2 separate regions of the Homo sapiens genome follow, and region 1 is linked to region 2. A link is a contact called in ENCODE Hi-C or POLR2A ChIA-PET data. All regions are on one chromosome and are shown on one strand. The core of a region is the stretch at or near the end of the contact, and the rest is flanking DNA. Distances in the headings are between cores, read along the strand shown.

Region 1 (5,559 bases), core at 1,174-3,673, 43 kb after region 2:
AATAAATTGTTCTCTCAAATTTTTTTTAAATTTTTTTTCTAAGGTTGAAAAAGATGAAGCTTTTTTGTTTTGTTTCCATTTGTTTCTGGTCATCCCTTATCTTCTGGGAGGACCTGGGTTACAGCTCCCTGGACATGATCCCATCCTTTCATGTGGGATCCTGGGCCCGACCTATTCAGAGGGAGAATGCGGAATCTCATGGGACAAGGTGGGTGCGAGGGACCCACAGACAGATTTTTCAAACCAAAGTTTAGATAAACATGATCAAATCTAAAAATATTCATTCTTAGCTACTCTCCTCTTTTCCTATGACTTTCAACACCCCTCATGTGGTTGAAATTTGTAGCCATTCCCATTCAACCTGCTTTGCTGCCTAGGGGTCAAATATAACAGAGTTTTTTTGCTTGTTTGTTTTTGTTTTTGTTTTTGCAGTATTTATTTGTATAAACTAGCAGTTTTCTGACTACGGAAACATCCGCATCCATATGGCAGGTCAAATCCATGCTATCAGAGAATTGTGGATAATTCTAATTTTGAACACTTGGAATGGAAGCTTTCAGAAAAGGCCCCTGAACTGGGGATTGGGACCTGCATGGGTTCTAATTCTCTCTGCCCCCAGTAAGTTTGTGGGAGCAATTTTATACCTGGTAACTCCAGTGTTGAATGTGCAAAGGCTGCTGGTTGAACCAGGCAACCACTAAGGTATTTTCTTAGCTCTGATTAATTGTAATTACCCTACTTTTAACCATTGATGTATTCTTGAAAGTTCAGGCTTTCCTTAAAGGCAAATCTCATCACTTTCTCAGGGGTTTTAAAAGAAATCCAAGTTAATTAATTAATTTATATCTTTATATCAAGAAACATTTATTGAGCTCCAACTAGAAGCCAGGTACTATGTTAGGTCATGGGGTCATGGAAACCCAGGGCGCTGGAGACCTGGAGGAGGGCATGACCAACATAAATCTCTAACTCGGCAGGGTTTACTGTGAGACCCCCAAGGAGGGAGCAGATTCTAACACTGGCTGGGACAGTCAGGGACAGCATCACCCACAAGGTACCAACGGGCTGAATCTTGAGTGGTGAATTGTTTTTGCCCAGATGAAAAGGACATTCCAAGCAGAAGGAAGAAACTCTCAAAGGCATGCAGGCAAAAAAGAGCAAAGGACGTGTTCTGTGTTCCAAAGACAGCAGGAACATTTGCATGGCCGGAGCAGAGGCTGCCAGGCTGGCCCAGTGGGAAAGGATTCCTGATAACAGGCAAAAGCTGGATTGGGAAGGAGTTTATATATCTTAATAAGAATTTTGGACTTCATTCTATAGGGAAGAGAGTCACTGAAGATTTTAAGTACAAGAATAACTGGGTCAGATTGGAGTTTTTTTCACAAGCAATCCCCGGTCACAGGGGAGATGGATGGGTGGAAAAAGAACTAAAGAAGACGGCAAGAGAAGGCCATCAACTTCAAAATGGGAGACAGGTGGAGGAGCAGTTTGGGGAAGTTCACAGTAAACGGATGTGTGGTTTAAGACTCTTGCATCTGTGGGGATGCGGGGAGAGATGGCCACCAAGCACCTAGGAAAATAGATTTGTGCCTCAGGGAAGGGTTAGAGAACAAGGGACTTGTTGGAGGGACTTTTCACTTTTAACTTCAGGTTAGAAGTTAAATGCGAAAACGATCTAATACACCAAAAACACCCCAAAATAAGTAGGAAAATAACGATGAGGAGAAGACAAATGATGGGGAAGAGAACAGTCATTTCTACAGTTTTCCTTGGGCTGGTTTTCAAAATGACAAGTCTTTTTTACATGTTGAAGGATAAATATCTCTTTTGGATAGCCAATTTAGACATCATATGAATATAATAATGGCCTCATTGTCTCTAACTCAACACTGCCATGATGCCCTGAGTAATTGTAAATGCTCAAGATGCACAAAGATGCAAGATCCAAGGATACATCTGCATACGTCCACTGAAGATCACATTTTAAACCTTAATAGCTTAATAACAGATAAGAAAAATACAGATTCCAGTATTATTAAATATGTATGCATGTGTATCCATATAAGTGGTGTGTGTGTGTGAGTGGTGTATGTGTGTGTGTTCACATTCTTTCTCCTCCTAGGAAAAGATGATGCATTAGCTCAGGTGAGTTGCCCAGAAATAGCTAGGAAAAGGTCATGCTCTCCTTCTTCAGAGTTTCAGCCTGTTGTCCTCATATGCCCAATTTATGCAGGACTTTCCCCTACATCATCGAAAGAATGTGTTTGGCACCAGGGCCTTGGTATCAAGCAGACAACATATTTCTTACTTTAGAAGTGCAACTGGTAGAATAAAGAGCCTGAGAACCGGAACTGCTGCCAGAAATAGCAGGGCAAATTCACCCACTTCCAAGAAGGTCACTCAGTCTCAGAACAGGGTACAGGCAGATCGAAGCAAATTCTTGGCACCGCCTCTGCCATATCTGCCTGTTGCATAATGGACGGCCCTTAGTTCTCTTGATTGAGAGCACTGGTGTTGACCTGGCATTTTCTGTTGCTCTCTGTTATATCACTTTCCAGTCCATGTCAAAACAATCACTATTGTCAGTGACCTTCCCTAATAACTCAGTCTCTCTTCTGTATTTAACAGCTGCCTGTTGAGAATCCTATTTTTAACAAACAATTATAACCTAAGAGCTGTCATCTGTCAGGTTTTAAATGTTTGTTAAAAATAGGAGTCCCAGACATGTAGCCATTAGGCAACAGAAAGCCATAAACAATGGGAAGAGCAAGCAACAGCAGGAGACGTTAATCACATCTGAACTCATTACTAAACCTCCACTTTGGAAGGGCCATAGTCAGTGGCAAATCAGGCAGAGTTGGAGGGTGATTGCTGTTAACAGAAGCAGTTCTACTGACCTTCAGGAAATTATGTCCTGTGGACATCCTGCTCACATTAATAAATGAGAGCAATGCTCTTTTGGTGGAGGGGGAGGACCTGTCCTAGAGTAGGAATTGGAAAAATAAGATAACGTCTCAAGAATGATGCATAACTCAGGAGAGTGCTTTGAAACCATAGCTAATTTTTCCTCTTTTATTTAGCACCACCCAAACTGCTTTTAGGCATTACATCACTTGACCTAAGAGAACACTGTGAGGCAAGTACTGTGTTGTCACATTTTACTGATGAGGAAACTGAGGCTTAAAGAAGGTCAAATAACTTGCCCAAGAAGACAGAGCTGGGAAATGGCTGTATAGGACTTCAGGAACCCAGGCACTTTCCATAGAGCCCACCCTCTTAACCACTCCATTCTTTCTCCTACCTGTGACACGAAATGCCCTTTTACGAAAACTGAAGCAGAAGCACCACCTCTCCACCCCACTGCTAGACTCTCTGATTCAAGCCACACTTGGCCAGGAGGGTGGTGGCAGCCTGGGTTCTGGTCAAGACAGAGCTCTCTAAATCATCCTCCAGTTGGGGAGTGAAGGTTGCAATTTGTTCCGTGGCCTCATTCTGTCTGATTCAACACTCTGCCACGATGCCCTGAGTAAATTGTCAATGCTCAAGATGCACAAAGATGCAAGATCCAAGGATACATCTGTGTATACGTCCACCAAAGGTCATATTTTTAACTTTAATAGCTTGTTTTTACCCAGGCCCGTGACTCCTTTTCTTTTCTCATGCATGATAGAATATGTGCTTTTCTTCCTGAGCTATACCCTACCCATTTCCTTGGTCTTACCTTCATAGTATTTTTCCACTATTTCCTTTGATTTAGGGAAATTCAAATTTTCAAATCTACAGAGCCCTAGGACATGGGAGACTATTAAGTTCACTAGAGCAGAAGATCTTTAAATAGTAGCCCCTGGTAAATTGGATTCTGCATCATTAATAATCACCTGGAGGACAGAGGAAGAGAGTCCCTCTAATTGACAATCACTCAGAAATGAATATAAAACATCTCTGAAATGCTAATTGTTAAGTGTTTATTGAGGCCCATCATATGCCTTTGCTGAATACTAAAGTACCAAAACATTTCCAAAGAACTTACAGTCTGATTGTACTCCAAAGAATAGAGGTAAATATGATATTATATTATATGTAATCAAGTGTGAAAATGTGCACAATATGGTTCAATTGATGGAAGTATGTTGTATAATCATGTTTTGGTCACACACCTACAATATCAAGTGAGCTACTATTTTCTCAGTTAAAATTCAAAGTCCATAATTTTCTGTGAGAAGCTGTGACATCACAATAAAGACACTGATCAGGATTTTTTTCTTTCTGGCATTTAGATTTTTTTTTTATTTGAAGCTCTTTTAATATCTTTGAAATATTTAATAAGAAATGCAGTTACTATTAAATATGCAGTTATTAGCCACAGATAGTACTTCTCATTGTAAATAAAAGTTATTTTCCCAGCACCTACTCGCTCCTTAAATGTTATTTCAAAAATGCATTCTGTGTGATGATACTGTTCTTAGGATTTCACTTTTGGAATCCAAATAACAATAACGTTCCCTTTCTCCCCGTGAAATGCATCTGTTCGGAGCCCTGATGACACAGAAAGAATTCTCAAGGTCTCCTGGAGAAAATACTTCATCAACTTGATGGCCAACATGAGATTTTGAAGAAGGGAAGACAAGTGCAACCGGCTGAGGACGGTGCACAGAGGCCTTCTAAATTCTTCTGCAGTTTGTAGTGCTACAGATAAGTTTTTCCATGGAGCAGTCCAACCTCAGTTGCTGCAAGACCTGTTTTTTCTGTGTGTGTGTTTTTTTTAAACAAGTCAGTAAACTAACTGGAACTTCTGTCAAGTCTTGTGGCTCTGTATAAATGGGTGCAGATTTAACTTGACACATTAATTTCTTTCTAGAAAACAATTTATATTCATAGAATCATGGAATCCCAGAGAGGGAAGGGCCTTCACAGTCAGCCTGTCCAAACATCAATCTCGCGCTTGCATTGTTCACTTCAAAAGCAGTCTGTGTTCCAGAGCAGCTGCGCTCAGGCCCCGGAGGCTGGTATTTTGCATGTCCTCTGTCCCGTCGGGGCCGTTCAGGATGAACATCACTTGTTGGTGATTATTTTTGCTGGGTGGTATGGACAGATTCTGAGTGATAGGTTGGTAGTTTGTGAGGATTAGAGATTTTGAAAAACGCTATTTATAAAGAGAGATGCCAGTGTTATTATTTTCATCTCTGTGTGAGGAGTCCGAGGCCTAGAAAGACCAAATGGGCAGAGCTTGAATGCAGGCCAGGGAGGCTCCAAAGCCTACGCTCTGATGCTCTTTCTGCCAAACCACACTACTGGGATATTTTAACAAACCCGAGAAAGAATGAGGGAAAATAACTTTTTTTTTTTTTTTTTTTGAGACAGAGTTTCGCTCTTGTTGCCCAGGCTGGAGTGCAATGGCACAATCTTGGCTCTCCGTAACCTCTGCCTCCCGGGTTCAAGCGATTCTCCTGCCTCAGCCCCCTAAGTAGCTGGGATTACAGGCGCCTGCCACCACACCTGGCTAATTTTTTTGTAATTTTTGTAGAAACAGGGTTTCACCATGTTAGCCAGGCTGGTCTC
Region 2 (5,093 bases), core at 518-3,017:
TCTTGTTCTCTGTTCCTCCTAGATAGTAAGCATTGTCCTCTGTTCCTTATCCCGAAATATTACTATTTTAGTGAAACTTTTTGAAATTGCAGGATGCAACCTATTTGTGGGTGGTAAAATCAGTTCAGTGGGTTGCAATCAACTATTTTTTAAAATGAGATAGAAAATAATATTGAATCACACACAGTAATGTGAAGTATCATTTTATGAAACTTTTATCTCAGTTACATATGTACAGGTAATATGTACTTTTTACTGTGAGTCTCAGTCAAAAATACTTAAAAAACTGACTTGGGTATCTGTACAGAACCAGTTATGATCATGTCTGATTTCTTTTTATATGTACTATAGCACCTAGCACCCTGCCTTAACACAGAGAAAATGTCCACTAAATATTTATGGAATAAACAGGAATGAATGAATTAATGAATGCACAAATGGATAAAGTACATGAAGTATTTCAAGAGTGAGAAAGCAGATATGGTAAGGTAGAAAAAAGTAAGACTGTCTTTGGGAAAATTTCTTTTACTTTTGGGGAAAGCTTGCTCATTTCAAGGCTCTAAGGTCCTGTTCATCTTGCATAACTGAAGTTTTGATTGGACAAAATATCCACTTGATAATTTCCTACTTCCCAATGTAGTTTATATTGCATGAAACTAATATAACAGTCTTTCAGAACTAGTGTAGTGACATGCATAACAAGATTGGAAGTAGATAATTTTCCATTTTAATGTTAGTGTCATGTCTTACTTAAAATTATCAGTGACAGTGGACGTGTTGGTAAAAAAAGGAAACAAGCTAAACATCCATCCACTGAGAAATGGATTAACAAAGTGGTCCATCCATGCAATGGAACTACTCAGTGATAAAAAGCGATGAAGTATTGATACATGAAACAACATGGATGAACTTTGAAAACATTATCCTAAGTGAAAGAAGCCAAACACAAAAGACAGCATATTGTATGATCCCATTCATAAGAGCTTTATAAACAAAAGGCGGATCAATGGTTGCTTGGGCCGGCGAGTGAGAGTGGGGATTGACTGCAAACAAGCCAAGTGATGTGGTTTGGCTGTGTCCCCACTCAAATCTCATCTTGAATTGTAACTTCCATAATTCCCATGTGTTGTAGGAGGGATCCAGTGGGAGATAATTGAATCATGGTGGAAGTTTCCCCCATACTGTTCTTGTGGTAGTGAATAAGTCTCAGGAGATCTAATGGTTTTGTAAAGGGTTTTCCCTTTTGCTTGATTCTCATTCTGTTTCTTGCCTGCTGCCATGTAAGGTGTCTTTTGCCTCCCGCCACGATTGTGAGGCCTCCCCAGCCATGTGGAACTGTGAGTCCATTAAATCTCTTTTTCTTTATAAATTACCCAGTCTCGGGTGTGTCTTTATCAGCAGCATGAGAACGGATGAATACTCCAAAGGAGGGAATGTTTTGAGGTATTGGAAGTTTTCTAAAACTGAATTGTAGTGATGGTTGTATGGTTGTACAAATGGACACATTTTCTGAAACTTATTTAACTGTGCACTTACAGTGCATGAATTTTCTGCTATGTAGATTATACCTCAATGAAACTGTTAAAAATAATTACAGATGCTTTGAAATGCCTTCTGGCAGTACAGGAGAAAGTTTCCCTTCTACTTCACAGTTGTGGATTTATTTTTTGGAAAACTGGACTTCTCTAAAAAGTCAGACCATTATGTAACCTGGCCGCTTCCCCCTTTTCCAGGAACGCGGGCAGAACATCAATGTCTGTCTATCTGCCTGCTGGTCAGCTTCCTTATGAGGAGGCACAATACCAACTGGCAAGCAGGGCCTTGCTGGTCATTTGCCCACTCACTCAGCAATGGGGATGCCAGGGGGGAAATAATTCCTTTGAAGCCCTTTCTATACTGTTGTGCTCCTCAGCAGACAGGATGTAGGGTCTTTCCTATGCTGCCAAAATCAGCAGCAATTGTCAAAAGAAAACACCAGACCAGTACAATAAATGTGAGGGATTTTTCTCACCAAATAACTCATTTCACTTTGAAAGTACAAAGCAGTTACATTTCTAACCTTGCAACTTGAAATCATACAGCTATTCAAAGCTAATGATCAAGGCAGGCAGCATTTTGAAGAAACAATTGCCATTTTCCTCCTTGCTTGTTCAGATAATGAAGGAATGTGTCTTACACATCTTCTACCCTCTCCTACCCTCCTTCCAAATAGTACCCTGGAACTGTGCTAAGTGCGTACTAAGCTCTGGATAAATACTTGTTGATTTGATTGATTCTTTGTCTACCCTAGTGACAATGGCCAGATTAGAATTGATGGGATGATTCCCGAAAGCTGGGAATGGAACACCCTGTACACTGTGGTCTCAGTAATTTGATTAATGATGATGTGTTTTACAATGATTACTTTCAAATCACAAATCTCCAGAATCCCTCAAATCCAAACTGGGTCTGGAAGGCAGGGGGAAGCTTAACAATATTTTGGCTCTCATCAGTTCATGTCAAAATTACAAACCAATTCCAAGTAGGTGAAAGTTATTATAGCTCACAGTTATATGAAAACCAATTTCAGCATTGCTAATGTTTAAAACAGACAGGTGCTGCGTTCAATTTTTTTTAAATGTCACCAGAGTTTCCACGTGATTTATAATCCTAATTCAAAAAAAGCAAAGCTTATGTGAGTCCTTGGCAAAACGCACAAAATACAAACTAAAATGAACAACAAATGGCAACTCGATATTGAACTGGGAATTACATTTTGTGCTGTTTCATTAACTTTTCCAAGTATTTCTTTCTAAAATGCACTCCTGGCTACCCCCGACACACACACGAGATAAAGGAAGAGTGCACACAGATGGCTCCCGTCCAGGCCACTCAGCGGCTCAAAGTGAATGTGATTCCTGTGTTCTCTCCATGCAGATCGTCAATGATGAAGCATGCAGTAAATAACCCTCCCTCCCTGGAAGTGAAGACAGCCTGTGGGGGAGAACTGGCTCCATTAAAGGCTTCAAGCCACAGGAGTTGTTTTCTCCGGAGATGATGAACGTGGGCTGGAAAAAGAGACAAGAGTCACCTACTTCGTGCAGCTTTTTCCCCCCAAACTGCTAAAAGTCCTTTACCCTCAAATAAAATCATCAAGAGAGAGCTGGAAATGGCATCTCTTGCCACAGATCTGTGTTTTATTGTTATTGTTTTCACATAGTATTTACTTAAAGTCTGCTGTATATCCAGCCCATGTGTAACTCACCAAATTTTGAGCATCTTTTTTTGACTGTGCCTGCCTATCCAGTTCTTTGTAAGATCCTTGAGAAATAGAATTGAGCCTTTTCTTCTTTGTAGCTTTGGCCTCTCAGCCAAGGCCTGGCAAAGAGTGTGCATTCAATTAATGTTGGTTGAATGGATGAATAGAAATGAATGGATGGGTGGGTGGATGGATGGATGGATGGATGGACCAATCAGTCAATAGATCTCCCCATTTTTAAGCTCCTGTGTGTCAAAGTTCCCTGGCATTGAGATTGTCCTATCAATGCACAGCATTAAATTCCTGCCGTCCATCTGTTTCGATGGTAAGCTTGGAGAAATACTTGTGGAAAGAGTTCCTTGCTTCTCTGATGCCACATGTGGAATGCTCTTTGCCAAATGCACTATTTGTCACTGAACACCACTCTTCCTGATATCTTATTCCATTTATAGATTCTGGCTCTGGAGTGCAAGATTTTATTTTTTGAATTAAAATGTGATAAGAGACCTTTCAGTTCCCAGAGTTTCTTCTCTTGTCTGTAGGTCAGAAGTTATTGGCTAGAGTCCCAGTATCTCCCTTGAGCTACCGCATGCGTCTGCTGACCAAATCTTCTTAGCCTTCAAACCAAATGATGTCATTCTTTATGGTGCATTTTTCTAACAGATTTACACTGACGTACACACACATACTTTTAATTTCCCACTGCTTACAGAACTCGCAAACAAGTGAGCAAGTTGTAATTCTACATGGTGAGCGCCTCACATAAATTTTTTGGTGACAATGTGGATGATAAATGTTGGCTTTTATCGAGCTGACTACTGGTAGCTGTATGGTTTTGTGGCATATTATATAATGTGATATGCAATCACTGATGGAAAGATGTCTCTTAGAGATATAGCACTTATAACACAAATTTTTATGATAATAAATACTATTTATTAAGTATCAAATGCCAGGCACCTTGCAAGAATCCTACATACATTGGCTCATTCATTCCACATTATAGTCCTAGGAAGGAAGAAATGTCTTTTCCATTCTGCTGATGAAATAACCAAATATCAGAAGACATATAACTAGCAAGTGGCAAGTTAGGACTTATACCCAGATCCAGCCTCTGTTCCTTCTATTTCACCACATGGGTTATATTGTTTTCAGAAAAACATGTTTCTCTTGCTTATTTATTTTGCTTATTACACAGGACATTGTGGTACTGTTCATGAACTAAAAGCCATGCTCGGAGTGATTGTGGTTTTGAGAAAGAAAGAGAGAGAGAGATAGAAAGAGAAGGAAGGAAGGAAAGAAGGAGAGAAAGAAAGAAGAAAGAAAGAAAGAGAAAGAAAAGAAAGAAAGAAAGAAGGAAGGAAGGAAAGAAAGGAAAGAAAGAAAGAAAGAAAGAGAAAGAAAGAAAGAGAAAGAAAGAAAGAAAGAAAGAAAGAAAGAAAGAAAGAAAGAAAGAAAGAAAGAAAGAGTAGCTGTAGTCCCAGCTACTTGGGAGGCTGAGGCAGGAGAATGGTGTGAACCTGGGAGGCAGAGCTTGCAGTGAGCAGAGATCGCACGCCACTGCACTCCAGCCTGGGTGACAGTGCGAGACTCCATTTCACAAAAAAAAAAAAAAAAAAGAAAGAGAGAAAAAGGAAGGAAGGAAGAAAGAAAGAGAAAGAAAGAAAGAAAGAAAGAAAGAAAGAAAGAAAGAAAGAAAGACCAAATGTGTATATTTTCTTCAACTTCAGTACAATGTAGCTCCTCAAAAAAAAAAAATCCTTAATTTTTCAGTGCCGATTTCCACAACATGCATATTCACACGAACTCTGGCATGAGTCTTGTTGATTGCTTCCAGAGCAACATGCTTTGTCCC

What was found. Hi-C counts contacts between places; a loop is a spot of excess contacts on that map. ChIA-PET counts read pairs that join two places held with the same protein, here RNA polymerase II (POLR2A). Pooled maps may share reads with other maps.
Region 1: a map of CD14-positive monocyte shows a loop between it and region 2 (2.2-fold over the local background). The contact joins two enhancer-like sites. A Hi-C loop is called at or near these places in 3 of 168 maps with a recorded cell type or tissue (CD14-positive monocyte, mammary epithelial cell and posterior vena cava), 1 of 37 single-sample maps with no recorded cell type and 7 of 50 pooled maps. POLR2A ChIA-PET finds 5 or more read pairs at or near these places in 5 of 52 experiments (GM12878, MCF 10A, PC-9 and 2 more).

Annotation. Positions count from the first base shown.
Region 1 is chr10:114,062,093-114,067,651 of GRCh38, forward strand. All of the region lies in intron 1 of LOC124902554 (a long non-coding RNA gene), which reads right to left. Among named protein-coding and RNA genes, the nearest start is that of ADRB1, 21 kb to the left of the region's middle. Within about 2 kb of position 2,424, at least 4 of the 41 ENCODE cell types and tissues checked have a DNase peak (open chromatin) inside an H3K27ac peak, as active enhancers do.
Region 2 is chr10:114,019,589-114,024,681 of GRCh38, forward strand. It overlaps LOC105378492 (a long non-coding RNA gene), which reads left to right. Exons shown (of 3, transcript XR_946332.1): 3 at 2,917-3,107. Among named protein-coding and RNA genes, the nearest start is that of ADRB1, 22 kb to the right of the region's middle. Within about 2 kb of position 1,768, at least 2 of the 41 ENCODE cell types and tissues checked have a DNase peak (open chromatin) inside an H3K27ac peak, as active enhancers do.